Regions from separate parts of the Homo sapiens genome. Here regions 1 and 2 are each linked to region 3. The links are chromatin loops, found by intact Hi-C in ENCODE. Cell type or tissue: heart right ventricle. All regions are shown on one strand. Links, peaks and the distances in the headings refer to the core of each region. The heading gives the core; the rest is flanking DNA.

Region 1 (10,425 bases), core at 1,352-9,351, 150 kb after region 3:
ATCCTCTAGCAAAAAGTCAATCTGCAAACATCATCAGTTACTGTGGTACCTAAGTGTACTAGTACATAGCCCATGCTCAGTAAGATTGATGAATGCAGGACTGAAGGGTCCCTCAGGCCCTCACTCTGAGCTCTTTCAGGCTCACATCCCTCATTTTCACATGTCTGGATTCTGGTCATCCTTCAAGGCCCAGCCTAAACATCATGTCCTCTGAAAGTTCATGACTAGATCCCCTGTTGGAATTGATCTCCCAGGTAAAACCCTAACTGCTTTAACATAACTTACAAGACTATCTACCTCTCAGCCTTGCATTTTGACCCTAGATTAGACAATTTGCAGGTCTCTGGGCACAGATGCTTCTTGCCTCAAGGCCTTTACACATGCTGTTCCCTTTATCTGCAATACTCTTCTCGTAAAGCCCCCTCTATCTAATTCCTACCCAGCCTTTATGTCTCAGCCTAGATGTTAATTTAGACATACATTTTTCCTGCAGAACTGGGACTAGGATGAGGCAAGCAAGGCACCTGGAGCACAGAATTTACAGAGGTCCTGAGTCTCATGTGCCAACCCTGCACTTGTGTGACTTGAAGAGAGAGAGCCTCCTTAAATTTTGAGTCCTAGATGCCTCCTTTGCCTCTCCCTGGTCCTCTGGATGTTTCCTTGAATCCCCTGCTATTTTAGAGTCCCTGCTCTGTGCCATCCCCTGGTCATAGTCTTTACTTAAGAGGACTGTGATTGCCTGGGTGTTTATCAGTCCTCTCTCTGAACTGTTAAGCTCCAGAGCAAGAATACTTCTTCCTTGCTCCCCATTTCATTCTCAGAGCCTGGCAGAGGGCAGACATTGCATCAGCACTTGCTGGATGTGCATAAAAGTGTCATCTCCCTCATCCTGTGCTCTCAAATCCCACTGAAGGACCCAGTGTCCTAGCACCTACCAATCTCTGCCTTCTGATCCACAAAACTGCCCTCATCTGGCTAGACTGCACTCCCAGGGGTCGGCCTTCACTTTGCATGCTCAGAACCCAGCTCGGGACCTGGCAGAGTGGGTGCTCATGCGCATTTGCTGGGCAGGGTTAGCACTGGAGGAATGCTGTAACGATGGGCAATGCACACTAAACCTGGTGTGGACAACTCCAGCAACATCCTCATCTCCCTCTTCACCTCCAGGCTTTCCCTGCCCAGCTCCTCTTTAGCCAAATGGGCCTGTCAGAAACATCTAACTGTCTCTAGCTCCATGTCCTGAGCCAAATGCCCTTGCCCAGCCCCCCAATGCCCTGCTCTGGTATGAAAAGAGGTGGTTACGTGCATACCTGGCTCCCTACTTCTCCCACCTCCCTGCTCCACATACATACCAATTCTACTGTGATACACTGTGAGACCAACTCTCCCTCGTCTTTGGCTCCCCAGGCCCAGCCAGGGAGGTGCCCAGTTCTGGAGTGGAGGCTGTGGGGAACAGCACACCCTTCCCCTTCTCCCTGCCAAAAGGCAGATCCTGAGCCATGGTGCGCCAAGGTTTAGGGTCCAATTTCCCAGATGCCTTTCAGTGTCTGATAGGAGATGCCAGAGAAGAGAAAGACCAGGAGGCCAGGTGATTTATGAGGGAAATCTTGGCTTTGACAAAGCTTTAGCCCTAGAGATTAAGGCAGGCGAAAGCAGAGTGCACAGCCTCTTCCTGAGGGGTGTTGGGGTTTCTCTGGGCATCTGGATCTGGATCCCTGAGGATAGCGCTGAGCTCTTGGCTGACTCCAGCTACTCCTCAGCGCCACATCCTGGAGCAGAACAAGGCCCCTGGTGGCTTAGGAAGTGGGGAGAGAGGAGCTACGAGTCCGCGATAGTAAACCAGGCCTGCTCTGCCTGCCCTCCTCCCTGCTACTGCCCTGCAGAGGCTTCAAAGGACAGCAGGAGCCTCAGAACTGGCTGTGTGACAGGAGACACACACATACTTTGGCTTATAGTTGGCAACAAACAGGTGGAGACTAATTTTGCCTTCATCCTCTGGTCTCCTCTTCAAGGATCCCTTATCCCGAGAAAGAACATCTCAAGCCTGTGAATCACACAACTCCTCTCTCCCTCCCAGTGGCCTTCACCTCCAGGGCTCTCTGTGGTTAGAACATGCTCATGTCCCTCCCTTTACAGACAGGCAGACTGAGGCCCAGAAAGGAAAAGGGACTGACCCAGGGTCTCACCAGCAGCTTATGAGACGAGCTGGGACCCGACCCCACAGCTGTTGATTCTCCCTTGGTGCTCCCAAAGACCACCCCTTCCTGATGGGAGCAATGTAAAAACCGTGGCCACCTTCAATCTGTGACACTGACATTCCAGAATGTGGGCATCTGCTTACTTTATATATCCTGTGTCATTCACCAGAATATGGGCTCTGTGAGGGCTGAGACCTTTTCTGTATTATCGACTGCTCTATCCCCAGCACCTAAAACAGTTCCTGGCACATAGAAGAGATCAGAACAAATGGGTGAAGGAATAAATGAATGAGCTAACGAATGAATGATTATGTGTAGAATAGGCCACTTGTCCTGTACAGGCTTTAGGATTCCTTCTTTTTTAAAAAAGTGAGTTGATTATTCTTGCTTCAGCTTTGGAGTCCTAGATTGTTCTAGAGCAGGAAGAACTTTAGAGAGCCTCTAATGCAGGCCCATGAAGGTATAGCCAGATCTTTCTCTTTTCGCCACCAGCAGCCATACCCCACCTTATGTTTTCTCCATCTGGACACGTGTGCTGAGAAGACCTTTGGCAGGGGGTCTATGTCCCCACTCCTCAGATCTTGGTGGGTTCTGCAACTACTTTGACTGAGACATCAGGCAGAAGTGATGCTGTGCCTGTTTTCTGGCCCAGGACTCAGTAACACTGGCCGTTCCCACTTCCTGTCTCCTGGCATACATGCATGGGTTCCTGAGGTGCCACGTGAGAAGTTCAACTATGCTTCTGGAGACACCACGTGGGGAGGGCAAGTATCGCAGCTGCCATCTCCCAGCCATACCTGCCTTCTAGAGGGAAGCTTCTAGAACTCATCACACCAGCCCAGTTGCCTGCCTAATACCCGAGTGAACTCTCAGGATGCTACAGACAGCAAAATGGCCCAGCTGCTCCCTGTCCAAGTCCTGATCCCATGGATCAAGAGCACAATAAAAGTACTGTGAAGTCACTAAGCCTAGGGTGGTTTGTCACACGGCAATAGATAACCCCAACATCCAAGTAGTAACAAGTGCTGTGAGGGAAATAAAGCAGAGGAAAGGGACAAAGAGTAACAGGGCTGTACCTCTCTGAGAATGTCTCTGAGAATATGATATTTGATCACAGGACTTAACGGAGGGTTTTGGGCCTGAATCATTCACTGAGATGAAGTCCTGGGGAGGAGGAGTTTGAGAGGTGAAGGAAGAGTACCTGAAATCAAGAGTTCTTTTATGAACATGTTAAATTTAAGATGCCTGGTGCACATCCAAGAAGAGTTGCAGAGTGAACACTTGGAGACTAGTCTAGAGCTTTAGGGTAGAGACTGCTCCAATTTTAAGACCTCTACATGATGTAAGACCATCCATGAGGTAAACAACAGCATCAGTGGAATGCCAACATGGATTCAAGGCCATGGAGCTGGGTGGGATTCCCTGGAGTATAGCTACAGAAGGTGCACCAAGGAGAGGACCAAATGGCTGACCAATGGATTGAACAAAAGTGGTGGCAAAGCAGAAGTGAGGATGAAATAGTGATAAGGATTGGATTGAGAAGACAATGGAAGGCAGTGAGGACAGACGTCCGTGGAGGAGCTGAGTTATAATGGGAAACTGAGAAATAAGGCAGGAGCTGAGGAGGGATGTGGAGTCAAGGGAGTTGTTTCTAGATGGGAGATCCTATAGCATGTGTGTCTCCTGAGTGATCAGGAGAGAGTGAGAAATTGATGCAGGGAAGAGAAGGGATAAGCACAGGAGCAAAAATTCGTGCAACAGGAGAAGGAACTTGTGATTAAGGAAGCAAGTGAACAAGCGGGTGTAATTTATCCACAAGAACAGCCATAACATGGCAGAGCCTTGGGTTCTCAAAGAGGAGAAGCCACAGGTAACAGTCCCAGCCCCACTATTTAATGGCTGGTTGACTCTGCGCAAGTCACTTCTTCCTCATCTGAACATGGGGATTAATGATCCCTAACTCACAGGGCTGTCAGGAGGATCATAGATACTGACAGTTGTCAAGTGACTAGTTCAAAGAACGGGTGGCTCTTACAGCAGTTGATACTGGGGTTCTTGGTCCCAGAACGTGAGCTTGGGTCATGTGATCTGCTTTGTCATGCAGCAAACCTCTTTGAGTCTGAGCTTTGTAATTCAGCACTAGCACAGGGCAAAGGACATGAGTGGCAATGAGCAGACCAGGAATTGAACTCAGTCTCCCATCTCCTTGGCGTTCAGAGCCCTCCGTGAGCCCCCATCTCCTGTCATTTTTTTTTTTTTTTTGAGACGCAGTCTCACTTTGTTGTCCAGGCTGGCATGCAGTGGTGCAATCTTGGCTCACTGCAAGCTCTGCCTCCTGAGTTCACGCCATTCTCCTGCCTCAGCCTCCTGAGTAGCTGGGACTATAGGCACCCGCCACCACGCCTGGCTAATTTTTTTTTTTGTATTTTTTTAGTAGAGACGGGGTTTCAACATATTAGCCAGGATGATCTCGATCTCCTGACCTTGTGATCCACCCGCCTCAGCCTCCCAAAGTGCTGGGATTACAGGCGGGAGCTACCACACCCAACCTCTCCTGTCATTCTTTACCTTGCACTTTGTGCTTTGGCAGCAATGAGTTTCTGATAGTCTCACATATGAGACTATGAAACAACCACACTGCTGTTACTCAGCTTTATATCTTTGGGAATGCTCTCCTCTCTGCCGTGCTACCTAGAATGCCATTCTCCACTTTGATGTATATAAATAGCAGCTGAGACATTCCCCTCCAGAGAACCTTCTCTGACTCCCTCTAGTCCTATGTAGGTGCCCTTCCACTGGGGCTAAACTCTTGCACACACTGCTCTGTTGGTACACTGTGTGCCCCTGGAGAGACAGAACAGAGCTCCAATCATCTTTGTAACTACAGGGCTTGACACAGTGAGTATCTGCTGAACCAAACTTTTCCCAGATAGCAGATGAATCAGAGGGATAGACAGCACTGTCCAACAGAACTTTATGCAACAACAGAAATGTTCTGTGTCTGTGCTTTCCAATACAGTGATCACTCAACACAAGTTTGTGGTTATTGAGCCCTTGAAATGTGCTGGTGCAACTGAGAAACTGAATTTTTAATTTAATTTAGTTTAGGTTTAAATAGTCACAGATGGCTAAGGGTTGTTTTATTGGACAGCACAAGTTGGAGGGTAGAAAGAAGGGGTTGGGGAAAAGCTGATGTTATTAAACACTTAGTATGTGCTAGGCTTTTGACACTCTTTAGTATGTTAATCTTTACAATAATTCTGTGAGATGGCAAGCACTATTTTCCCATTTTAGACAAGGAAGTTGAACCTTAGAGAGAGAGTCAGTGACTTGCTGTGAGCCCTCAGCTTGGAGACTGCACAGCAGGTCCCTGACTCCCCAGTCTCTGGTTCATCCCACCACACTAGGCTGACCTCACACCTATGCAGGGCCTGGCCCTGGAGGTGCTTTGTGAAGGAGTCCTCCCCATTCCCACACCCCCTCCCACAGTCCCTGCAGGCACACAGGTCAGGCCCACAGCCCTGTCCTAGCTGGTAAGGCGCATTCTTCTGGCAGTGCTGCTGCATCACTCACAGACGTCTGGGGGCAGAGGCTGAGTGTGGTGAGGCAGGAGGCCTTGGCTGCCAGCGGGAGGGGCAGGCGGGCCCAGAGCCTGCTAGCATTCTGCTCCTTGGATCTCCCCTCGCGTGAGCAGCTTTGGGGAGTTCTCTTGGTGCTGTTGTAATTTATTGTTTCTGCTCTAATGATTGCTCCATGTCTGATTATAAATGCCTTCTGGCTGGGGGCCCAGACTCAGAAAATTCCCGTGATCTGCTTCCAAAGCTGATGGAGCCACAAATGGGACTGATGTCTCTGTTTCGTCATCGGCCACATTTACAAGGGAGGAGGATCCAAGGCCAGACACAGGGCTTAGAGTGGAGATGTAACAGGAGGCATCTGGTGACCTGGAATTCCCATCAGAGCCCCAACAGGGCATCTCCTGAGTCCTGGAGAACCTTCAAGATGGTACTCAAAAGAGCCTACTCCCTTCCTCTCAAAATGCAAGGCAGAGTCCGAGTTGGAAGCAGCAGGTGATACAGTCACAGTGAAAGGGGCCTCCGAAAAACACTGTCCAACCCTGCTAATGCCCTCTCTTTATCCACCTGGAAAATTCCTACTCATGCCTCAGGAGGCAGCTTTGGCATCCTGCAAGAAGCCTGCTCTGACACCCACAGCCTCCCACCCGCAGGTAGACAAGTAGTCTCTACTCCCTGTAAATCTCTTCTAGCATGGCACACCATAATCATAATTACACCTACTATTTACTGAGGGCTTCCTCTTTGCCAGGCACCATGTACCTTATCTATTTTTCACCTCATCCCTGGGAGAAAGGCACTATCCTTATCCACATTTGACAGACTAGGGAACAAAAGCTCAGAGAGGTTAAGGGAGTTGCTTAAGGTCAAACAACTGCCAAATAATGGAGCTGGACTTAAATTCAGAAGATTCCAACCCAAAATTTAAGCCTTACACCACATGTGTTCGCACCCGTCGTCACTGTATTGCAACAGGCTGTTTTGTCTCTTGCTTCATTAAAATAGAGCTTCTGGGGACATATCTGACCTCAATAACACGGGTACTCAGGAAATGACCACTGAGCAAACTTCACATAAAGAAAGTCCTAGTGCACTAAGTAGGTAATAAAATTAGGGCAGTCACTTATTACTGCCCTACTGCAGGATATTTAAGAGGACTCAAAAAAGCAATGGGCAAAGGCTTCAACAAGCAAGTAAGATAGGACTGCAGGAAAAAAACACTATATCTCAACTGGGACTGAAAAGTCCTGAATTTTCTAGGTTAGTCCTACTTTTAAATACCATATCTCATCAGTTCCTTATGTCACCAGAATGACCTAGAAACCCCAATATTTAGATATCTAAACTGTATCTCTTATATGATATTTCATGCCCACGCATCCCAAATATCCCACTATGTCTTGTAATTTAGGATGCAGGAAATAAAGCCACAGAAAAAAAGAGCTTCAACTTTAGAGGAAGGCAGACTCATGCTCAAATTCCAATTTTGCTGCTCATTAGCTGTGCAATCCTGGACAAACTGTTTCCCTTCTCTGAGACTCAAATGTAAAAATAGAGCTAAGAGCTGCTGCCTTGCAGGGCTGTTAAGCGTAGTAAACAGAAGAACATATGGGAAAGCACCCAGAATGGCACCTGGCACACAGGAGGGACTCAGGAACTATGAGGTCTCTCCTCTCTCTCAAATGAGGTCAGGCAAGAAAGCCATTCTTAGCAACAGACTCAGCTGAATGCAAAGGGTGTGATGTACTGGTGGACCAATGATCAAAGAGAAGAGATTGGTTTACTTGGGGCTGAGGTCATGAATTGACTTCTTCATCATTTATAGACTCACAATGAGTGTGGATGAAATAACAGGCCACCCTAAGAGCAGCCCTACATTAGGGCAGATGGAAAGAGATGGGTAAAATCTTGCCCCACTCCCAACTAGGAGCTCACAGGGTGCTGGAGCAGAAAAACAACAGGAAAGGTGAACAGAGAACCCAGCAGGTATGAGGGCAAAGGGCAGACAGACCATGAGGAGGTCTACCAAGCCTAGAGATGTCAGGAGAGGCTTGTGGAAGAGCTGAGTCTTGAGGAAGGGATAGAACTTCTAGGAAAGCGTATCTTCAGTTACAGAGGAGTGCTGTACAGACAAAGGAAAAGGCATAAAAAGGATAATAAGTTTTAAAAATTAGTTTGCCACTATATTTCGGATTTTGGAGGAAGCTTAAAAAAACCTATTGCACTCTCCTTGTTGTCAAAGGTATTCTGTTTCCTCCGCTTATGAGCTGCGTGATCTTGGCCAAGTTAATCATTCAATGCTTCAGTTTTCTCATCTGTAGAATAAGTATGATAACAGTACCTGCCACATTGGAATGTTCTATGGAATAAGTATGTGGAAACCATTTACAACACATTGATCAACAAATAAGAATCATCATCATCATCACCACCACCACCACCATCACCATCACTACCATCACCATCATGATCATCACCATCACCACCACCATAATTATCACCATCACCATCATCACCACCACCATCATGATCATCACCATCACCACCACCATCATGATCACCACCATCACCATCATCACCACTACCATGATCATCATCACCATCACCACCACCACCATCATTATCATCATTATCACCATCATCATCACCACTACCATGATCATCACCACCACCACCAGCATGATCATCACCATCACCATCATTACCACTACCATGATCATCACCATCACCACCACCACCATCATTATCATCATTATCACCATCATCATCACCACTACCATGATCATCACCATCACCACCACCACCATGATCATCACCATCACCATCATCATCACCACTACCATCATGATCATGACCATCACCACCACCATCATGATCATCACCATCACCACCACCATCATGATCATCATCATCACCACCACCGTCATGATCATCATCATCACCATCACCATCATAATCATCACCATCATCACTACTACCATCATGATCATCACCATCATCATCACTACTATCATCACCATCATCACCACCACTGTCACTATCATCACCATCATCATCACTATCATTGTCATCACCACCATCATCATCATTATTACAAATGAGAAAACTGAGGCCCAGAAAATGGAAGAGGTTTGTTCAGGGTGACTTAGAGAGTCAGAGGCAGGCCCTGACACTTTTACTTTTCTACCATTCACAGAATTTTTAGGAAAAAAAAAAACAAGCTTCCTGTCACAGGTAAGAGACCCAAGATCCTTGATAAAGGAGTAGGGTTCATGGAGGTGGGGCCACCCAATGTTTAAGTGAAGGTATTGTCTCTTAAGGCCAATCATTCTGCCTCCTGCCCTGTGGATGCAAACTGTCCTTCAGCTCATACCACCTGCAGCCAAGGACAGAGGGGAACATTCCAACCCCGATACCCAGGGAGATAAATCAAATGCTCCAGACTCAGTGAAGGATTGAAGCAGGGGCAGTGCACATGTCTGTCATGACTTCCTTGTTCCAAGAGGATATGGGAAAAAACTCCTAGCTCCCCACCTCAATCCCACAGTGGTCTCCAACAATATTATGATTCTCCAGTTCTACTACTCATGATATATTTTGCCAGCCGCAAATGGGGCCTAAATTACATATTGTAGCCACCAAACTTCCGGCACAGGCCCACAGAACAAGGCCTGAGGGAAATTAGATGAGGCCAAAGGGAACTCAGGCCTGGAAGAGACTAGAAAACAGAAAGGGATGTATAGTCCATTAGCAGGACCCTTCTCTCTTTTAAGTGTTATACAGGTGAGCGGGGTTCAACGCTGCAGGCACAGAGAGGCCACAGAAGGTGAAGGAAAGGAGAGCAGAGAGGCCAAGCAAGAGTAAACTCAGGATTAAAGAGTCAAACCACCACTGGTTATTTTAGTCCCAGCTCTATCTGTCTCTGGAGTATGGCCATCTACAAACCTTTTCACCTGTCCATCTGTTTTTCTGAAAACTATGGTCCTTTCTGTCTCAAGTCCTGGACTAAACATAGTGGTGGATAGGGAGGTAGGAAGCAGTGGTAGAAGGCATCTGCTCCAACCTGTCTTCTTTTTGGAAGCACTAGACACTGGGAAAATGCATCTTTCTCCTCTGCTTTGAGAATAGTGCATACTCCATGACTTTAGCTTACTAACAGCTGGAGGGATCCCAGAGGAATTCTTCTCTCTGGGATTGAGAATGGGAAATGGAGAAGAGAGATCTCCCACTTTCCTTTTACTGGAATCATGTGTCCCTGTCTAAAACGATGGTGTTGGACTGGATTCAGTTCAACTCCAGCAGGAAGCACACAACATTTGAGACCTGTGGGGTGAAGACAGTGCACACAGCCGGAGAGAAGGTCTTGGCTGAGAACCAGAGGACTCATTTCTTCTGGAAGCAGGGATTTGAGATAGTTTCTTGGCAGGAGGAGGATAAGAGGTTGACTTTAATGGGTTCTGAATCTCATACACAGAAAAGTAAGAGTGTGTGCATGAGACAGACAGAGACAGAGACAGAGACAGAGAGGGGCAGACTGACAGAGGGGTGTGAATTAGGAGGAAGAAACAGCTTAGGGAAAGATGAGTGGCATGCAGGAAAGAGCTTTCCAGGCTAGGGTGCCTGGGATAACGGTGATGAGGAAGAGAACGAGG
Region 2 (10,425 bases), core at 1,270-9,269, 280 kb after region 3:
TAAATGCCATAGTGATGCTGAGGACAACTTTGTCTCTCTTTCATGACTGAAAAGCATTACTGCAACTTTATTACCCACCTCCTCTTTGCACTGTGCTGTGGCCCAGGAGCACTGAGCAAGGGAGCCACATATCTTATGTACCTGCTGCGTACAAAGCGTTCTTCTTTCCGTCATTGAGTCCTCACATTCAGCCAGAGAGGCAGGTCTAGTGCTAAGGGACTATGGCCATTAAAGAGCAGTTCTGTTTTAGGATTATAAGAGATAGGACTGGGAGTGGTGAGAGGTGAACCTGGGGCGTTTGCAGGGAGCACATGGCTCAGGGCGTGTGAACCACAGGAAAGGAGCATGTCCTGTTCTTCGAGGGCAAAACCCATGGAAGGGTCTTAATCCAGGAGTGACATGGCATAGTCAGATCTGTATTTCAGAAAGATCTTTGGGCCAAGTGTAGGGGCTCACACCTGTAATTCCATAATTTTGAGAGATCGAGGCCAGGAGGATTGCTTGAGCCCAGTAGTTTTGAGACCAGCCTGGGTAACACCGTGAGACTCTGTCTCTACAAAAAATTTAAAAATCAGCCAGGTGTGATGGCTTGTGCCTGTAGTCTCAGCTACTCAGAAGGCGGGGGTGGGAGGATCACTTGAGCCCAGGAATTTGAGGTTTCAGTGAGCTATGCTTGTGCCACCACACCCCAGCCTGGGCAATACAGTGAGACCCCATCTCTAAAATAAATAAAGAAAGATCTGGTGTGGGATGAACTGGAGGGGTGTGAGGCCAGATGGGAGATGACCATCATAGTAATCTAAATGGGAGATAATAGGGGCAAATGAGCCAGAGAATTGTCTAAGATATTGGCTCTCATAGAGCTTAGCACCATGCCTGGCACACATGTGGTTATATTAATTAATAATATTCATTATGAAAACAATAGTAAGAAGAATACTTATGCCTATTTATTGAGTCTTATGATGTGTGATATAAAGTACTTTATCCACACTGTTTTGTTTAATCCTTGTAAACTATCCTATCAGGTAGATGCTTTACTATCCCTATTTTACAAATGAGGAAACTGAGGCCCAGAGAAGTTAGGTGCTATGCCAAAGGTCACACACAACTGGAGAGAAAGAAAACTTCAAGGCACAACTGTCCAACTCAGAGCTTATGCTCTAATTAAGCCACCACACCAGCGGCCTTGGAGGTATTTCTTGGGCAGTCCTGGGCACTGAGGAGAGACCCAGCAGGAGAAGCCTGTGTCAGGCTGGCCTTGGAGGAGAGAAGGAAGGGGTAAGTTTATTGTGTAATGGGGTGTCTGAGTGAGAAGAGCTCCTGTGGAATTTCCAGGGCAGTTTCTGTCCCTGGAAGTTTCCTCCCACTGATACAAGCCAAGGTAGACCTAGGGGAGGGAGAAACAGGCAGGAGAGGGATCCGGCAACCTCCCCCCACCCCAACAGGTTTTGGTTCCCTGGTGCTTCTAGGATCATCTGTCTTCTGGTACCAGCTCCTTGCAGAGGAGCCATCTTGTTTCCTCCAGAGACCACCATCTCTCTCCTAATTGGTGGAAAATTGGTTGCTAACTGTCAGGAAATTGCCGATTTTCCATCCATTACTGGGAGGACCAGGGCTGTGTAGCTGTGGGGGACTCTGGGTGGGAAGCAGACGTTGATTAGGCCTTGTAGTTAACGATTAGGTTTGTGGACCTCCTCAGGCAGTCCTCCCAGGCTGCTTATTAACTCCCTGTGAAGACCCATTGGGCAGGAGATATTGGTTAAATGGAACGCAGAGCCACAAAAGAGTTACTATTCATTAGGCCTTGGTTGTGGGGAGGGGGGAGACCGGGGAACAAACTGTGGCCTCAATCCAGGAATGTTAAACAGCCCCATAAGCTGGCAGAGAACTTTATAATTGCTGCTATTAAAATATATGTATTTATATAGGTGATTTGTTGGAGGAAAGAATTTCAGCATTCGGGTGAGATCCCTGCTATGATTTTACCGAGGATTAAGTTGTTAGGGACTAGATATTAATTAACGCTGAGGGCCCCAATCCTTTCCTAATTAGCTCATGGAGTATAATTTGCCTGCAAATGCTACTGTTACAATCACCTTGAATTTGTCTGGAGCTCTCCTCCAGTGCGTCAGGTGGGATTTACCCCATTACATGAGCAGAAGGGAGGGGAGGGGCCAGGAGGCCTGGGCTCCACTCCCAGCCCCTGCTCCTGATTCATGAGGAAAGGGTCTTTTTCTGGCTTGTCGCCTACAATGAAGAAGTACTTAAGGGAAGGGATGCGATATGTCTGAGTAGCCCTTCTCAGCTGGGACACTGAGACCCATGCTGTTGGTGAACAGTCAACGCAGGACTGAGGATGAAAATACCTTAATGCCCATGCTCTTCTGGGTTCTCCACAACCTGAGAGATCTAAAGGACTTGCCTAGGGGAAGTCAGAGAGTTCTTCTATGGGGCTTTAACTTCAATTGTCCACAGGGCTCCTTTCTGAACAGCAGGAAATGAGGGCTTTTGTCAGTTTCTGTGACAGGTAGAACCGTGCACCCAGCAGTTCTCACCTGCTAGTAAACCCCAGGTGGGCCCCTCTGTCCTCTGACCAGTCCATCCCTATTCCCTGAAAACCATGTGGCCATCAATACTGGTTCATGCTCTACCTGCTCTAGAAATTCTTCTCTTCTGCTCACCACCTTCTCTGCCTAGCAAACTCCTACCCATCCTTTAGCACCTGATTCAAATGTCCCTTCTTTATTAATCCTTTCCAGATTGTCCCAGGCAGGGCTAATTAGGCCCTTCCCTAACTCTGCTTTTCATGAATCCTCTGTTCAAGCCTTTAGCTAACCTTGCTCTGCAAGATGGCTGTTAATGCCTTGGTCTCGCCTATCAGACAATGAACTTCTTAAAGGCAGGGGCCTGACAGTGTCTAATCAACTTGAAATCTGCACAGCCCAGAGCAGAGTAGGTGTCGAAGTTGGTTGAGCTTAGTTTATGTTTGGCTTGTACAGTGTCTTCAGGAAAGGGCTCCTGGTCCTTTGTCCCTGGTATGAAGAGGAAAACAGACTTTGAGAATAGGTGGGGCCCTGGTCCTTGGTGTTCTCTGGGGCTGTGAGGTCTGGATGCTCTTCTCAGCCCTGGCATAGGTGGTTAAGAGGGAGTCTTATATCCCCACCTTACCCTGGGCTTCTGGGCCCGGGGAAGGGGCAGGTTGAGAAGTCAAAGCCTGTATCTTTCTCTCTTTCTTTCTGAGATCCCTAACACAGACCTGGGCATACAAATGGGGTTTGGCAGGAGGAAATGAGGCTGCATTGCACTGTATCAATTGGCCATGATGCAACCCACAAAAAAGACTGAGAACAGTTGTTCAAACACAGGCCTATAGGCCAGTGATCTTGCCTGTAGCAACCTGGGCTAGAGACTGGGGATCAAAAGCAAGGGAGGTGCTGCTGACTGTGAATATAAACAGGTTCAAGAAGGGCTTAAAGAAATTCCTAGATGACAGATCCCTAGCAGGTAACAGGTCATTAATAACCATGAAAGATGATGATGGTAATAATAATAATAATTAATAATAATAGCTTCAAGGGAGCTTTCATACTTTTAAAAGCTTTTTTCCTACCAGTGTCTCATTAGATACTCACCACTGCTTTGGGGAGGGTGTAGATGCGCAGAAAGGTGAAAGGACTTGCCTGAGGCCACACAGCTTGTTCAGGTTGTTCAGGGCAAAGCTGGCACTAGATTCAAGGGGCGTTCCTGACTCCTTCCCCAGGACTTTCTTTGAGGGTGGGGTAAACTATTGATAGGAGATATTGGGTGTGTCCTGAGCCTAGAGCCTCATTCCTGTCCTCCTCTTCCCATTTCAATGGCCCCAGTCCTGCATCATCATACGGTTCCCGTAAACCCTTCATTCTAAGGTGTTCACCGTGGACAGCAGAAATCAGCGTCCTAGCCCTGTCACTGATTTGTCATGTGACACTGAGCAACAGTCTTCTGCTCTCTTCAGTTTTCCCATTTGTGCAAGGTGATGGTTGGATATTCTGGGAAGTTAACCTTTCAGATCCACTGATTCCTCTTGGTAAAATGGGATGGTGGAAGTACCTGTCATGAGGTGTAATTGACACATGCATGTAACCAGCTTAGCAATATGCCTGGCACAGAGTGAGCACTCAACATATGTAAGTTTTGGGCAATATCTGAGAGAATAGACCCCAAGGTGAGACACTCCAGGTTGTTATAGAACAGGCTGGGGAGAGAATTGTGTCGTCTTCGGGTGGTTGGTCTGCTGTTCCCCTGCTCAAGGGTTTTCAAGCTGGGTTCTGTGGACCCTATGGGCTTCTGGGGAGTCTTCCTCAACTTTCATCTTTGCAATGGTCCCTTAAAACATTTTTGGTGATCTGTATTCTTACTAGAATCTGGAAGGGGCTATTCTGTAAGCGGAGTGAGGCTTTAGAAGTTTTGTGAGTTCACCAGATGCATCCCATCTTAACTGTGTGAGAACATTTGTTCTGAAGCTAGTTTATCTTATTCTATCCTCGCATTGTCCTGTAATTTGCTCTTGAGAGGAGCACTTGTTCTAAATGACAATCAAGGTCCCCCTTGGAGAGTGAAAGGGGCCAGTGCTGCCACCTACAGACAGAAAGGTGATTAGATTCATTTCATAAAGAGCCTGGTTAAAGAGCAGCAGAAAAAGCAAGGAGAGCTTTTGTCAACAGCCCCAAAAGTCTCCCTCACCTTATTACCCTACTATTTAAAAATCTATCATGTTTACCACTATTATCTTCAGACATCTTACATTAACAGAAATCACTGATTGCAAACCAGGATGCATATAGTGCCATTTCCATTTGGGGGGCCACCACTGGAGCCCTGAAATCACCATGGCACCTTGTATAAGAGATGAGATGATTCTGTATCCATTTATTGATTGGCTCAGTACATATTGTATCATTGCTTTAGTACTGGATCAAAATTGTGAAGGTCTTGTATCTTTGCAGAATTTGCAAAACTTTGGCTTAACAGATTCCATTGGGATGGGATAATCTAAATGTAAGTACCAAGAATTGACCAAATGGGGAATTCTTACTCTTGAGGTTTAGTGAGCTCACAGGAGTTTCCTCCAGAGTTTTCTTAGGCCAGTAGGCAGATGCAATCTGTCCAGTGTGGGGAGCCAGGAAGAGAGATCTGATCTCTGCAATTCAGGGCTCATGGTGAATTTGAGATTTACTGCCAACTTTCCTTGGCCACAGAGATTGTGAACAGGAAGTGAAACTTGGGCCAGACAGCCTGGGGGTGCAGAGCTAATATAGACTGAGGAAGGCAAACATGTATAGATCATTCGCAGGGCAACCCATGCTAAAGCATCACTACAAATCCACTTATCAAATGTTTTCTCCATTCATCAAAGGAAAAAACAGGAGCTCAGAGTGGGGAACTGCCCTGTGCAAGGCCCCCAGCAGATGGAGAATGGAGTCAGGACCAGAATCCAGGCCTTCTGACTCCTTACCATATGCTTTCCAGGGAGACTGGCCTCCTAACCCTTCATTCCCTGTAGACAACCTGACATTGCAGGTCCTTCTCCACTTCAGAGTTTATAGCTAGTTCTCTTGAAGACCCACCTGAAGTAGCAGTCATGGATACAGACACAGGACAAAGGTTCAGGAGCCCCCAGAGTTCTCTCAAACATTGTCTCTACTCAGATGCTCCTGATGCCTCCTGTTCACAGTAGGTGACCTCCTGGAATAGGGCCTGGCTCCCTACCCAAAACTCCCTTTCCTGGAGGGCTATGGAGATGAAGCTTAATCTTTAATGAACTGGCTTTCAGTTTAACGGCTCCCTTGGCAATGATTAATACCCAGTGACCTAGTCTGGCATCTAGTGAACCTGACCAGGCCTGACTCAGGAGAGTGTTGGTGGCCTTCAGGCCCAAGTGTGGGCTCATATGCAGGTGGAAGAGGCTTGACAAGTGCTGGAATGGCTTCCTACCTAAGAATATATTCTCTGTCCTGTGCCTGAAATTCTGTTATTTAGGTGGTCATTCCTCAGACGTAGGGTATCACAAATGTACCTGGCAAGAGGAGCTAGTCACATAAGTTGTGTTTCAAATACTCCTTGGGCTGTCGTTTGGCAGTTCTGGTGTCCAGCAGCTCAGAAGAATTACAGGATTCATGACTTTTAATCCCAGGTTAGCAAGCTGATGAAATATCACCGGATCTGCAGTGAAATTAGACTGTAAGCTTCTTGTGGGCAAAGACAAGGGTCTGGAGATGTATAGGGAGAGAACACAGATTTGGAGCTGGAAAGGCCTTGTTGCAAAGTCCAGCTCTGATAGTCACTAGCTGTGAGGACTTGGGCAAGCCTCCCTAAGCCTCAGCTTATTTGTCAACCAAATGGAGAAAATAATACCTCTCTCTAGACTCTTCAGAGAATGAAATGAGAAAGTATATGTAAAGTGTCTGATTATTACAGAGACACAGACTTAAGCCAGGCACAGATGCTGTTCCTTCCTTCATTTTCTCTCCTCTTAAGTTTGACTTAGCTGACCCTTTGTAGTGAGGAAGAGAAGATCTCTGGTTCATCTGGGGAGAAGAATTTTTCTTATGTACTTTGGGATTTTTACAAGGATGGCCTTTCTCTGTGAGACTGGACAGTTAGCCAGATGTCAAGGCTCCATCCTATCCTACCTGTTGAAGCATCTGGAACCATTGAGCAGGGCTGGGTCCATCGCCCTCAGTATCTCCTTGCCTCTTCTGATGATTATAAACATTGCAAACTGAGAAACTGCATTGGTCAGAGTCTGTCACAGTCTCCTGCCTCTGTTTTGCGTCTTGATACCAGCCCGCATTAACCATGGGTCTGGCAGCAACTCCCTCCCTCTGCTGCCTGATGGATGCTCTCACACGTTGGCACCTCTGGCATGGTGTGGAGATGTGGCATTTCAGTTCCCTGCCTAGGCTACTGCAGAGTTTGTATCCTTCATCTTGAGAGGCATGACCAGGAGGGACACCAAATGGAAAGGTGCTATTCTTCCCTCTATGCTCCAGTGCCAGGTGGCACTGTCCCTGACTGCCTGAACGTGCCATCCTCTTTCATGTTCCTGTGTCTTCCTCTTCCTCTTGCCTCTGCCTGGAATGCCTTTCCTAGAAGCTCTGTCTGGAGAGCAGCTCATCATTCAGCTCAGGAACATCTGATGGGCAAGGACAAGGGTCTGGATGGGAGAGATGTGTGGGAAAAGAACACAGATTTGGAGCTGGAAAGGCTTCAGTGCAAAGTCTGGCTCCAATAGTCACTACTTTCCACTACTCTGTGTGTATCTATTTACCTGCCCATCCCTCTTACAGTCTGGAGGCTCCACGAGGAGCCCCCCAGTCCTGGCCTGGAGCTCAGTGCCCAGGACTATGTTCCTGGGACTGCTGAGATGAAGTCATGTGTGAAGGCAGGAAAGTAGCTTCTGTGACCTCCCTCATGAAGACAGATCGGGAGCTAGGGTTGGAGGTCAGGCAGGCTGAGCAGGGGACCACAAAGCCCCCAGCAGAAGCCATGGCCCCTTCTCTGTTTTGGTTTTGCTTTTGTGGGCTTTTCACTTCAGAAGTTAATCTAGTTAATGCCAACAATGTCATTTAGGCAAGCCAGCAATTTCCTTTTGCCCTTTATTTAACAAGCCCTCACCCCACCCCAATCTCTATAATAAAGGCATGCAGGTGGGTAATTACAGAGGTGTAAAGTGAGGGTGCTGGGCCAGGGCCAGCTGAGCATTCTGGAGCATCTGCTGGGGAGGGTCCTGGGAAACTCCGCAGCTCCGCTATTCAGTTTCAGGTAGGGACATAGAGTCTTAGAGAGGGTGAGGCATTTATACAAGGCTACATAGCAAGTAGAAGGCAAAACCAGGACAGGATCCAGGTCCTTTACGCTTAGCTGAGGTCCTTTCCACTCCTTAGTGCCAGTACTGTCACCGTACCTGTGTCCTGTGGAGCATCCCACAGATGTGCCTGCTGTCTGTCCATCAATCCGTCCATCCGTCAGCCCGTCTCTCCATCCATCCATCCATCTATCCATCCATCCATCTATCCATCCATCCATCCATCCCTCCCTCCATCCACTCATCCACTCATCCATCCATCCATCCATCTATCCATCCATCCATCCATCCATCCATCCCTCCCTCCATCCACTCATCCACTCATCCATCCATCCATCCATCCACCCACCTATGTATCCTATAGATACTTATTGAGGGCCTACTACATGCTAGGCACAGTGAATAATGACCACGACTGCAGCAGCTCTGTGATCATCACAGAGATGATGATCTCAGGTCACAGTCTCACACTCAACCTGATGGAGGCATGATGTGTGCACCGATTATTTTAATAGAGAGTGGCAGGTGCTATGTCAGATGTGAGCATTGTGTCTCTGTGGGAACACATACAACTTCTCAGAGGAGAGAATATGGCAGTGTCGTTATTCTTGAAGGACAAATAGTTGTCTGCAAAAGGTGGTGTGTGAGGGCAGGGAAAGTTTTTTAAAGAATCTGAGAAGATATTTATCCAAATGTTAACAGAGTTCATCCCTGGGGACTGGGATTTACAGGGTAGTGGCTGCAAGGAGGTATAGGACAAATTTTACTTTCTATTTTCTACCTTTGGTATTGTTTGAATTAGAGTGTGTATATTAGCATTTTAATAATGCTATAATTTTGAAAAAATAGTATAGTGTATTTAGAGAATAAAAAATGTGACAAGTACAGAGTGCTGGAGGGGGAAAGGAGAATATGGGGTCAGCTGGGCTTTATCTAAGAAGACCCTGAAATGCTGGGCTGAGGGGTTTGGGTTTTAACCACAGGGGCCCATGGCTGTGAGGGTAGAGGCCACATCCACAAAGCCTAGAAATGTCTGCACATAGTAGATGCTCAATTAATCTATACCTGATGTTGAATGAAAGGGGAAGGCCACATAACGTGGAGTCATCTAAGGTCAAAGAAGAGGATTGTAAAGGTGTGGTGCTTTGCTGCCATGTGTTGGTGACAGTGGGGAACCCACTACGGGAGAGTGTGAACCTGCAGAAGTGGGTAGACTGGTATGGAGAATTCTATAATGTGAAGAGAGAAAAGAATGCTGTGGCTTCTTCTTAGATCAGAGGAGTGTGGAATGGGTCAGATCCAGGGACCTTGGCATAAGTTGGCAACCATAGGACATACTTTTTTATAATAAGGAAATACCCCACACAGAGGCTTCTCTAGACTAGATAAAAGTTTTTGGTGTCCTTTGTGGCTAAAACCTGATCAAAGCAGGCTACTACCATCTTTTGCCTCCCAGATAGTGTCTTCTTCATTTCCCCAAAGACATCTTCAACACAGCAGAGGAGGGGACATCCTAAAAAGCAGCTCTGACCCTGCTGCCTTCTTGCTTGAATCCTTCAGGGTAAATTAAGTCCCCTTGCCCCAGCTTAGGAGGCCTCAGTGTCCTGTTCCTTGCATATTTCTCCAGCCTCATCTCCCATGCTTTCTTACTCAAACCCTACCTGCAGCCAAAAGTGTGCTATACTATTAAATGTATTTACTATTAAATATGCTCAATATACTTACTACTTAAAGCACCATGACACCTCATTGACCTCACTATTTGCATACCTATCTCTCTCCTGCCACACCACCCATCTCCCCCTCCTCCCTGATTATAAGCTTCTTGATGCCAGGGACTATTTTTTTGCCACTCCCAGCACTTTGCACAGCAGCTGGAGCATACTGGGTGTTCAGTATTTGTTGAAATAGTGTGTGAACAAATAAAAGGGCCCTTCTGCAATGATTTCTCTTGTGAAATAAAATATCTTATCACACTTCTACCTTCTCTTTCCTCAAGATGCCAAGAGGGTCTAACATCCCTGAAAGAGACAGCCTCTTGCCCTGGAAAGATGCCAGAGAGGGAAGCAGGAGACTTGAGTTCTGATCCGGATCTCTCTGCCGTTGGGTGATCCCCTGCCCTCCTCTGGACCTCAGTTTCCCCATCTCTACAGTGAGGATAATAATCCTAGTGCTATTTCCCCATAGAAATGTTGTGAAGCTCAAAGGTGAGACCAAAATCACTCATTGGACAAACTCCAGGCAGGGTGGGAGTGTTGGCTGGGTAGATGTGGTCATCTGCCAAGTGGCCATGCTGAGGCTTTGGGGGCTCTACTCCCACCACCAATGGGGTCCTTCTCAGAGACTTGCACTCTCTTCTTCCAGCTCACTCATATTGTGGGGCTCAGAGAATGTTAATTATTAGGGCCCAGCCCACATGGAGGGCTTAAGATGAAAGCAAGCTCAGAGTGTAAAGTCTAATCAATGCCCCACACTTGGCGTCAGGGCCTCGGCTTGGTCTGCTTGGAGATGGATCATTAATCTAGACACTCCGACTTGGAACACTGGGCACAGGAAGTCCTGAAACATTCCTGACC
Region 3 (10,425 bases), core at 1,298-9,297:
ACGATGAATACAGAAATGGGCAATTTAGTTGAAAGCCCCATTTGGGAGTGGAAATCGTCTTCCTGTGTTGGAATGCAGGCTTGATGTCTGAGTACTCAGGGGAGCCTCTCCTGGGCTCTGGTTGGGAAGAACCCTCAGGAGGCCCAGTGGCTCTGGACACAGGAGGTGCTGGGAGTCAACACTCTGGGATGTCCCTCTGCCTCGGGGGCCTCAGTCTCCCCCACCTGCTCAATGTGGTGCTTGTTCAGGGCCCATGGGCCCCTCCTGCCATGGGCCTGCCCTGTGGCTGCACTCATTAGGGAAGCACTCTCCCCTACTGCTCCCTGTTCATCCTGAACCCTAGGGGAGATCCCTGCACTATTCCTCTAATTGCCTGTGAATGGTGGTGACAGGTGGAAGCCAGAAGGTCAGCATGCTGACAGCCCCAGGGAGGTCTAGGAGAGTAGAAAGTGGACAGGCTGTTGGGGAACAGAGATGCTCTGGCAGAGGAAGCCAGCATAGAACTGCATAGTGGCTGGAGCAGAGAATGAACCGTGCTGCTGTCTTGCCCCACCAGCCTCGCACACCTCTGGGCTGGTTTCACAACTCCTCAGGAAGTCTCCCAGCCCAGTGATCTCCCTCTTGCTGACCATGCCCTGCCAGAGCATCTGGAGTTACCTTAGGCCTGGCTGACCATGCCTGACTATGTGCCATGTGGCTGGCTGACCCTGCCTCCCTGAAGTTTCACTTGAGGATCACTGGGAAAGGTCACTGGGCTTGGAATGTCAGAGGGCTCTAGTCTGGCAACCACCACACTTACTCTGAGACCTCAGGCAAGCATATTACCCTCTAATGCCCTCAGTTTCTTGCTATGCATAATATCTATAGGCTCTTCTGGCTCTCAGAGCCTATGGGGAAGGTTTTTGTTTCATTCCAGAGACCCTTATGAAAAGATACCTCCCTCTCTTATTTCCTTTCCCCACCTATTCATCTCGTTCATTTAATGAACACTGCCTAGGTGCATATCTTGTGCTGGGTAGTGATGAAGAGGCAGGGTCTTTTTCCAGGCACTCACAGACTTGAGAATGGGAATCCTGTAATCCGGGCACTAAGTATGATGGAGAGGGAACTGTTCACACAGGAGGCTGTGAGGGCACACAGGAGGCCTCTAAGCCAGCCTGGGGTCAAGCAGACTTCCTGGAGGGGGCACTGCTAGCTGCAGGGTGGGATAAGAGTTATCGAGGTGAGGATAGGAGTGGGTGGCACAGTGGGGGAGGCTGTTCCAGTAGGGGGAACAGCATGTGCAATGACTAGGAGGTGAATGAGGCACATTTGGGAAGCTAACTGCAGAAGAGGCATGGGCAGCACAGGCATGAACAGGCCCTTCCGGAGCTCTGGCCCTGACCTAGTGCTGTTGAGGACAAAAGATCCAGGCTCCCGCCAAGGCTCTCATTCTGCCCCGCAGCCTGTGATCCTAAGCAAGTGGCTTCCCTGCCACCAGCCTCAGTTTTCTTGTGCGTCAAACGGGCCTACAGTTCTTTGACCGACTCCTTGGGGCAACTGTAAAGCCCTAATGAGGCAGAAGAAGTGGATGTCCCTTGGAAAAGCCCAGAGTGCAGTACTGAGTGATGGGCTGGAGACAGTCCCCGGCAGGGCGGGGTCATCCCCACTCTTGCCTTTCCCCACAGCACCATAAAGCTGGAAAGGGACGGGAAGAGGCAGCCTCCAGCACGCAGGCTGGAGGAACTCTCTGCAAGCGGCTCTTGGACTCTACTCCTGGCAGCAAAGGCAACTCCTTTTCTGCCTCCTTGGAGACCTGTGCAAAGACAAGGCCTCCCAGCCCAACAGCGGTCCTCGCGTTTGCCCAGAGGATTTCAAGAGCTGCCAGGAAAAAAAGCCCTGCCTCGGGCTGTACAGGAGCAGCAGCAAATATTTACTGACTGCTGCGCGGCTGCTCCAAGAGGAGCGTTTCTGGGACTGAGTAGAGGAGACACTTAGAGGGCCCAGGCCTCAGCCCGGCCGATGGTGCAGGCCTCACCGGATGCCCACTGGATCCTGAGCACTGCGCGGCAATGGTCCACGTGTCTGGCCGGCGTTCCTATCCATCCCCTCAACCTCAACCATTCCACACCTTTATTGTTTTCTGTAAGACCCAAAACAGAAGACTTCAGATGCTTTGAGAAAATGAAACCAATCAGGAATAATCCTTCCAATTCCCATTCTCTCCTTCTCTAAGCCACACTCACCTTCCTTTCCCTCTGCCAGGGCAGGGAGAATGGTCACCTCCACCCAGGTGGCTACTCCTTGCACAACTCCAGGAGGCGCCATTCCCATGTGGCCTGTGCCCCAGAACTGTGTAATGCGGTTCCTGCGCTCCCGAGCCCATGTTTCTACCACCCTGCCCTCTCTGGGCTTGGTTTCACAGCACCCCACAGCTGGGTTGGCAACACTTGCAACGGCCCCAGTGCTCACGACTCCATTCCATCCTGGTTCTCTCTGTACTTCTCTCACTGCCCCCTATCTGTCCTGTTGGTGGGCTCCTCTTTCTCCTGCCCAGTCAATGTGGGAGCCCTGGGAACCATGCCCTTGGCCCTCTTCTTCTCACCCACAGACAGATCATCCACCCTGATGGTTTTGGTAACTACACAATGCTGACCACTCTGGAATTGCCACTTTTGCCCAGATGCATTTGTCCAGCGACCTACTGGGCATCTCCACCTAAACATCCTCAGAACCTATAGAATCCAACTCTTCCTTCTCTGCAACAATGTCTTGCGTCTCAACCAGGCTCTGCTATTCAACCTAAATAGGTCCTATCTTGATTCTCCTCGCTCCTCATCTTCATACGATCAGTTCCCAGAGGCCCCCTGCTGTGACCTCCTAAACGTGCTTGACTCTGGCCTAGGTCACCATCACCTTCTGCCTGAATCACTGCAGAAACTGCTCTCCTTGCTCTCTCTAGTTCACACCCCAGAGCTGACTTTGTCAGAACGTGCTCCCAACCCACCTGAGGGGGATCTAAGAGCTTTTTGAGGGCAGGGGTCATGCCTGATTCATCTTTATCCCCAGAGATAAACTCAAGTCTGGCATGTGGCAGTGGCTTTGTGAATGTGTGTTGAATGAATGAGTGAAAAAACCTGTTACTCCATATCCTTTCCATGATCTCATCCTATCCCCAGGAGACCTGAGCTCATGGATCTCCTCTTCTTGTAACTCAGCCCTGCCCCTTGGTGGTGCTCCTCCAGATTCTACCAATCCCAGGAATTTGGCCCTTGGACCAGCCCGAGTCAGGGCCCAGAGCATGCCGTCCTCAGGAGCTGGCAGACAGGAACCATGCTTGCCTCCAAGGTCAGAAATCCTAAAATAGGTGCCACACCTATCCTGGAACCTGCAGGGAAAGTCATGGAAAGTCTCCAAAGGGGCCCCACGATGTTGGGGCTCAGCCTGCAAGGCTTGCCCAGGCTCCCCAGGTCTCCTGGCCACGGCTCAGCAGCCCCTTCCAACACTGACAGCTGTTCTCTGGCCAGCTCTCTGCAGGAAGATACGTTCCATTTCATCTGCTGAGGCCTCGTGGATGAGAAGAGGAGGAAACAGAGGGAGGACCATGGGGTGGGGGGGTTGCGGCACACAGAGCCATGCAGACAAAGAGAGGGAGAGAGGAGAAAGAGAGAGAGAGGTAGGGAGAAGAGCAGAGAGATACTCACAGAAAGGGGCACGGAGGAGGAAGAGAGCTTCAGGAGCAGATGGAGAGCAGAAAGGCAATGTGGAGAGAAAGAGAAAGGGGCCCAGAGACAGGCAGTAAGAGACACAGAGACAACAGTAGGGAGAGAGGGAAGAAGAGACACCAAGAAAAACAGAAAGAGACAAGGACAGGACAAAGAGATACAAAGACACAGAGACAGAGAGGTAAGGAGAGAAGGGAGAAAGAGGAGAGAGGGAACTCAGAAATGAAGACAAAAAGCGTGGTGGAGACCAATTCACTGAGGACATCAGGGAAGGCTTCCGAGAGGAGGGGCTCATGTATCCAGTCATGTATCGAGGACTCCCCCAGGATGGGTGGGATTCAGATGCAGATGTAAGAGAAGACAGGCAAAGTAAGGAGAAGCAAGGGCCTAAAGGTGGACTGGATCTTAAAAATTGCGGGGCTGGGATGGTGCCTGCCTACCTTGAGAGAAGCCAGGGTCCCACATAAAGGACACTTATATACAAACAGGAAGAGGTTCCCTGCTCTGAGCAGGTGCAGCCCCCATGATGTTTTAGTGCAAAGAAAAAGACTCCCTTTCTCCTAAGCGCAATCTAGCCTATGCCAGGGCACAAGGCTCAGTGAGCAGAGCACAGGCCAAGGCCAGATCTACCCCGCCTCCCATCAGCCTGGCACAGCCTGACAGCCCCTGTTGATCCTCTGACATGGGAAGGCAGGGTAGAGCGAGTGCTGTCCTAGGGTTAGGACTGTTAGAACACCCCACTCATCAATTAACCATGTCACCTTGGGGAGTTTCCAGTCTCACTTTGTGCCTCAGTTTCCCCACATGGTGTTGGGCCCCATGGTCTCGGTCTCATGGGTCCTCCCACCTCTATGATTCCTTCGTTTGATGACCTGCACACATGCTCATACTTAGTGGGCCTCCCGAGTACAGGATGCTTCTCAAACGTCATTTCATTTCATCCTTGCAGCGGCCCTTTGAGGTGTTGCCAGTTTCCAGATGAGGAAACAGGCTCAGTGAGGGGACGTGACTCGCCCAAGGTCACACACCTGGTAAAAGGCAAAGCTTGGACTTCAATCCAGAGATGTCCCAGTTTACTGCATGTCCTACTACACCCACTCTGAAGTATTGGCAGCTGCAAGGGATCCTGAGTTCACATTTGGGGGCAGGAAATTGTCAGAAACATGCGTCCCTTCCAAGGTTCACCAGATCGGAGAGGAGAGTGTGCAAGTGCTCAGCAAGAATAACACACAATTAACAGGGCAGTTTCAGGACCGTGTTGAGGGGCTGGGCAGAGGGAGGAGGGGAGAACCAGATGTTCCCACAAAGGCTCCAAAGCAGCACTGGCTCCCCCCGATCAGCACACATGTTTTCTCTCCAGTGAGTATGCTGGGTTTCCAGTTTTCTCCTCCTGGAAGAGGCATCCCAAGCCCATATTTATGTTCCGTCTGAAATTAATGCAAGGGAAACTTTCAAATGCTAATCTAGCTGCCAGGACAGGCCGGCCGGATATCAAGCTATGGCGGTGTTTTTTTTCCTGAGGAAGTATGACAGGAGGGCTGGATGGGAGGGCCAGTGGAGGATGGACAACTGGTCTCTCAAAGAGTGTCTGGAGGGACACTGGCAGAGCCGAGCTTCCTTTCTCCTGCTTTGCAGGCCGCCCAGGGAAGGGCTAGGGACCTTTCAGTTCAGTGGGGCCTGAGATGACACCACCTCTGTACCCAACCTTGTGCCAGGAGCTGACACACAGTCCCCTCCCCTGAGGAGGTCACGGTATGGAGAGGGGGAGATGGGCAGGCAAACACTCACAGGACAGCATGAGCCATGCAGTGCCAGGGGCCATGGGGTTGAAGTGGAAGGAGAGGGACCCAGACTAAGGAGATGAGTGAGGAGTGAGAGGAAGAGAGGAGAAAGGGCATTCCTGGTAGAGCACAGCAGGATCAAATGCACGGAGGGGAGAGGTGGTGTGGCACGTGCTGGCCAACAGCAGTTCTGGGTTGCAGTAACATAAAGTGAAAGGAGAGGTGGCAATAGTGAGGGTTGGAACACGAGGGTGTCCCTCCTCCATGACATTCTGATTGCTGCAGGACATGGTGAAGGGGACAGATTCAAGCTGGGACCAAAAAACACTCTCCCAGGCAACTGTCCAGCTGTAAGGAAGTGAGTGCTCCACCCTGGGAGGTGTGTAAGCTGAGGGTCGAAGAGCACTTGTCAGGCCTGTGAGGGGTATTCAGACATCCTATGGGGAACTGCTGTGTCTGGGTGGAACCAGAGATTCTGCCTGCTTTAGCAGCCTTTACCAGCTGCTCCTCTTTGGAGGCTGTTAGAACGCAGGACGTCAGAAATGAAAGTGCCCCAGGTCTTCAGCTGGACAGCTCAGCTCTGCCATGAACAGCGCAAAGATGGTTACAAATTCCGAGAGGAGCAACCCTGCTGAGGCTAACAGAACTTGCCCTGTGTCACGCTGGCAGAAAGGGGCAGAGCTGGGCTCAAGCCCAGGCATGGCACGGGGTGCATCCATGTCAAGGCCCAGATCCAGGCAATGGCCATGCAGGCTGATTCCAGGTCAGCACAGGACAGAGCCTGTGATGGGTTCTGTGAACTGCAGGAGGCAGTGCTCAGCCAGGGATCTCCATGGCCATGTCAGTCACTCTTTACAACATCCAGAGGCTCCTTTTTTAGAATCACAACACCCCAGGACTCCTGGGAGCTCCCTGTTGGCAGGGACAGGGCCCCACGCCTCCTGAGCCTCAGTGCTACTTGGAGCTGAATTTGGCTCTTGGGGTTTTGCCACAGCGTCCCAGTTGCATCCTCAGAGGCCACCAAGCACTTCTGCCCCTCGACCCCAGTGGCTCTACTGTCTCCTGTGTGGGAGTCCTGTTCTTAGAGGACTTCGAGCTCTGAGGGGCCAGGGACCCTGAAATAATGGTGGCAACACAAGAGCTCACATTTACGGAATGACTGTGCAAGGCCAGGCCCTGAGTGCTAGTGAGCTGGATCTCAGGCTCATCTGCAGAGTGGGAGGCCGCAGGCTGAGAGAAGTGAAGCAACTGATCTGCCCAAGGCGACTTCTGATCAGGAGAACGCAGGGTTTCTAACTCACACAGTCTGGGTCCAAGCCCATGCTTTTAATCTACACTTTCTTCTCTTCTTGCCTTTCTCACACTGTCCAGGAAGAATGTTGAGCTCCCTGCCAGATTTGTACATTCTCCTTCACTGATGGAGCAGCCCTGGGATCTGTCCTGGGGTGTGGGCACTCTGTTCTTCTAGACTCTCCTCTGTTTCGGAGGGTGAGGGCTGGCTCCAGCTAGGGACAAGCCAGGAGGGGATGTTCCTCTGGCTGGCTGGATGTTCTGGCCTGAAGCAGCAACGGCGACTCTGGCCAAGGATTGCAGCCCTTCACAGGAATGCCAGTTGCCAGATGCATGCGTGGTGGGGTGGCAGGACCCTTTGAAGCACCGTTGGAAATTCTGAAACACTTCAGATGCTGTGGCCTCAAGCTCCAGCTTGGGGAGGGTGGCAGACCAGGGCGCTTGCCAGTGAGAGAGGATAGCAGCTGTTATTTTTGTTTGTTCATTTGTTTTGTTTTTTTTTAGAGATGAGGGTCTCACTCTGTCACCCAGGCTGGAGTGCAGCCTTGGCTCACTGCAGCCTTGACATCTGGGCTCAAGCAACCCTTCCACCTTAGCCTCTTGAGTATCTGGGACTATAGGCATGCATCACCATGACTATGACTGGCAAATTTTTTTATTTTTGTAGAAATGGGGTCTTGGGATATTGCCCAGGCTGGTCTCAAACTCCTGGCTTCAGGTGATTCTCCTGCCTCAGCCTCCCAAAGTGCTGGGACTACAAATGTGAGCCACTGTGACTGGCCTGCCTCTTGTTTCCAAGGTGAAAAAGGCCCTATATGGACGATGGCCGCTCTTCTGTGCCCAGCTATGAGCTCTGAAGGGCTGCCATTCTGACGCCACCAAGTGAAGAACCATGATGGGGAAGGAGGTTGGTGTGGGTCTTGCCCTGAGGACTATGGAGATGATGAGTAAACTGGAAGGCAGCTGGATCTGCATCAGGGAAATTTCAACTGGTTTTCACCTCCTCCAGGAAGCTTTCTCTAACTTACCCTGCCTCCTTTCAGTGCCAGTCACTCAAACCTCTGTTAGACATGTGTGGAAACGCTGAATGTTGGGGGCTAAAGGGGACCTTGGACCTAGCTCTGTCTAAAGCCCCTCACTGTGCAGACAGAGGAGGAAAGACTCTGAGAAGGCCACATAGAAGATCTCAGAATCCCCTTTCTACCCTCACGTCTTTGGCGTAACTCTCACCTTGCTCTATTTTCTTTCTTTTCTGGCTTTTCCCTACCTAATCATCTTGCCGCCTCCCCTCCCTACAAATGCTCCTGCTTAGCACTAAACTCCCCCTCCTCTAGCTGTGATTGCATGGTTTACTCAGCAGTACCTGGGACTCTCTTTCCTTAGGTCTTTTCACCTGTCAATCTAGCCTCAGCTTCCAAAGGCAGATGTGATGTGGTTGGACCCCTCAGTCTCCCACCATGGGGGCAGAAGATGTAGGTTTTAGGCTGGGTTTTGCTGTGGGATAATGTAGAAGCAGGCAGCATTTCTGTTTATGGACCTCAGGGTTGGTGCATTCATTCATTCATTCATTCATTCATTCAACAAGTGGGTAATACGCACCTTCTTAGTGCTCAGGGAGTGGACATCCTAGACTGGGAGCATGAGAGAGGCTGTGATAGCAAAATCCTGGAGGCCTATGGGAGCCCAGAAGGGAAATCAGGGAAGGCCCAGCAGAAGAATTCCCAGCAGAACAGAGGGCCCAAGTGACAGCTGGATGGATTTTTTAGGGATCAGGATGACTTCCTGGTCATCAGGAAGAATGACCTAGACAATGTGACCACCATTTCACTTCAGTTCTAAGACTCTCTGACATCCCATCTGTACTTGGATTTACTGACCAGCCAAATGGAATAATAAATACCATCCTGTTTCCCTCCAAGAGGAATTGAGGATGTGGAAGGGCCATATAAGTTGATGGATATGGGAATTTTTTCAAGCAGGATGGTGTCCACTCTCTAGGGAGCAATTTCTAACGTTATGAATTTTAAAAGGTGTTAATGGTATTCTGTGTGTTGGTCTTATATCTCTCCCTTCTCTCAAGCCTGGGTGCTTACCTCTGATCTGCTTCTGTGTCCCAGCTTCACAGGTGTGTTTTGGATTATGGGGTCTGCGGCACTCTAGCTGGGGTAGAAACAGGCTGGCATGAGCCTGGGGGCTGCATGTGCCAAATGTGTGGGTGCCTGAGTAATGGAGCCAGCCTCTCTGTCTCTGGTGCTCACACTGCTTGCCTCTTAACTCTTCAAGTTCTGCCTTCTGCCTGGACTTCTGCTCCCTGTGGAGCAGGTGACAGCAGTCCTGCGAAGAGTGATTTCCATTCCTGGAAGGCTCTTAGCTCCATACTCCTCCCAAGGAATCCAAGAGAGGCTGGAGCAAATAATGCTAGCATGTTAGAAGGCTCTGATTACAGCATGCTGGAATATTAGAGCTGTGCAACTTTAAAGCAACAGCATGTTAGGGTCAAGGATTTTGGAATGTCAGAAGTTAGAATTATACTCAGATTATAGCACGTGCTAGGGACGGAGTGTGTGATAACCACTGGTTCTCAGAGTTTGAAATGAATGGGCCCTAGAGGTTACCTGGTCCACCCCTGAGTCCGGCTCATGTCTCCAGCCCAGTTCCTCTAATTCCTACATTACTCATTCTAGTCCAGGAAAAAAGAATGCTAGAAGATTTCTGGATGGCTGAACAAGTAAATATCCTGAGAAACCTGTTTCCCTGGAACTAAGGGTAAAATTGTAATTTTCTTCTAGTGCATAAGACTGGACCCCACCCCCACAATTGGGCCTGGAGATACCTTGACTCAATGGAATGAACTTCATTCTGTGTGATTTGGTCCAGTATGTCCTCACAGAACATCTCCTAGGTGTCAGCAATTCTGAGGCGTATGTGCCCTGTCCTGGAGTAGTTCACATGCAATGGGATGATCACTGAGCAGTGGGTGCTAGGATAAAATCAGCACACAGGCCTGGGTGACAACATCCACATTTACACCCCAGCTGCTTGGTGTTGCTGGAGAAAATCTTACACCCGTGACTTGGCAGGTTCATGGGCCCTCATTGCAGTCAGCATCCTCTATGTTCCTAGCATAGACAGAGCAGATTTGTAGCTGGCATGTGCCCTAATCTCGGTCCCCAGCAGACATCACAAATCAATAAGGGCCTCTTCTCTGCTGGGCTCTGATGCGACTTTATCATCTTATACCATAACGTTCCAGGCAGGTGCTACCAATCAATCATAATGGCCCATGGGAGGAAACATCTTTAACTTCTTGTCCTGGTCAGTTCTTGTGGCCAATTTCTCTTATGTCAAATAGTCTCACCTCTTCAAACCAAGAATCCTCCCTTCTCTCTCCTCTTCCTCTGTGGATGACTTCACCTTCTACTTCAGACAGTGGTGCTCTGATTAGAAGCCATCAGCTGAGAATTTGCTCCCTTTTTGGCTGCCAAATTACTTGCCTGCCAGCCTCCTCCCTCCTTCCCTTCAGTTACAGGTGAAGAGGTGTCTTCCTCCACCCAAGGCGTCCTCCTCAACCCTGCACCCAAGCTCTGGTCCCCACCTTGCTGCCTTCTTGGAACCTCAGGCTTATCATTTTTCCCCCCTCTCTCCTGTAT

Evidence for each region. A loop is a pair of places that touch in the nucleus more often than their neighbours do. Peaks named below come from ENCODE experiments on the same cell type or tissue, not always from the same donor. Only the 100,000 strongest peaks of a DNase experiment are listed, where the experiment ranks them.
Region 1: it touches region 3 in a loop (2.3-fold over the local background); 12 of 110 quality-filtered maps call a loop at or near these places.
Region 2: a loop joins it to region 3, with 4 times the contacts of the local background. A loop is called at or near these places in 6 of 110 quality-filtered maps.

Annotation. Positions count from the first base shown.
Region 1 is chr1:47,928,664-47,939,088 of GRCh38, forward strand. All of the region lies in intron 2 of TRABD2B (TraB domain containing 2B), which reads right to left. Among named protein-coding and RNA genes, the nearest start is that of TRABD2B, 64 kb to the right of the region's middle. RefSeq lists enhancers at 2,449-2,618, 5,229-5,744. In heart right ventricle, for the core only: no CTCF peak of the experiment used is centred there; a DNase peak (open chromatin) is centred at 6,008; H3K27ac peaks cover 1,589 bases.
Region 2 is chr1:48,056,750-48,067,174 of GRCh38, forward strand. All of the region lies in intron 4 of LINC02794 (long intergenic non-protein coding RNA 2794), which reads left to right. Among named protein-coding and RNA genes, the nearest start is that of LINC02794, 12 kb to the left of the region's middle. RefSeq lists an enhancer at 4,292-4,836. In heart right ventricle, for the core only: a CTCF peak has its summit at 4,619 (motif pointing left); a DNase peak (open chromatin) is centred at 4,617; H3K27me3 peaks cover 3,024 bases.
Region 3 is chr1:47,779,448-47,789,872 of GRCh38, forward strand. All of the region lies in intron 4 of TRABD2B (TraB domain containing 2B), which reads right to left. Among named protein-coding and RNA genes, the nearest start is that of LINC01738, 96 kb to the left of the region's middle. RefSeq lists an enhancer at 6,472-6,972. In heart right ventricle, for the core only: a CTCF peak has its summit at 6,291 (motif pointing right); DNase peaks (open chromatin) are centred at 3,274 and 6,320; H3K27ac peaks cover 483 bases.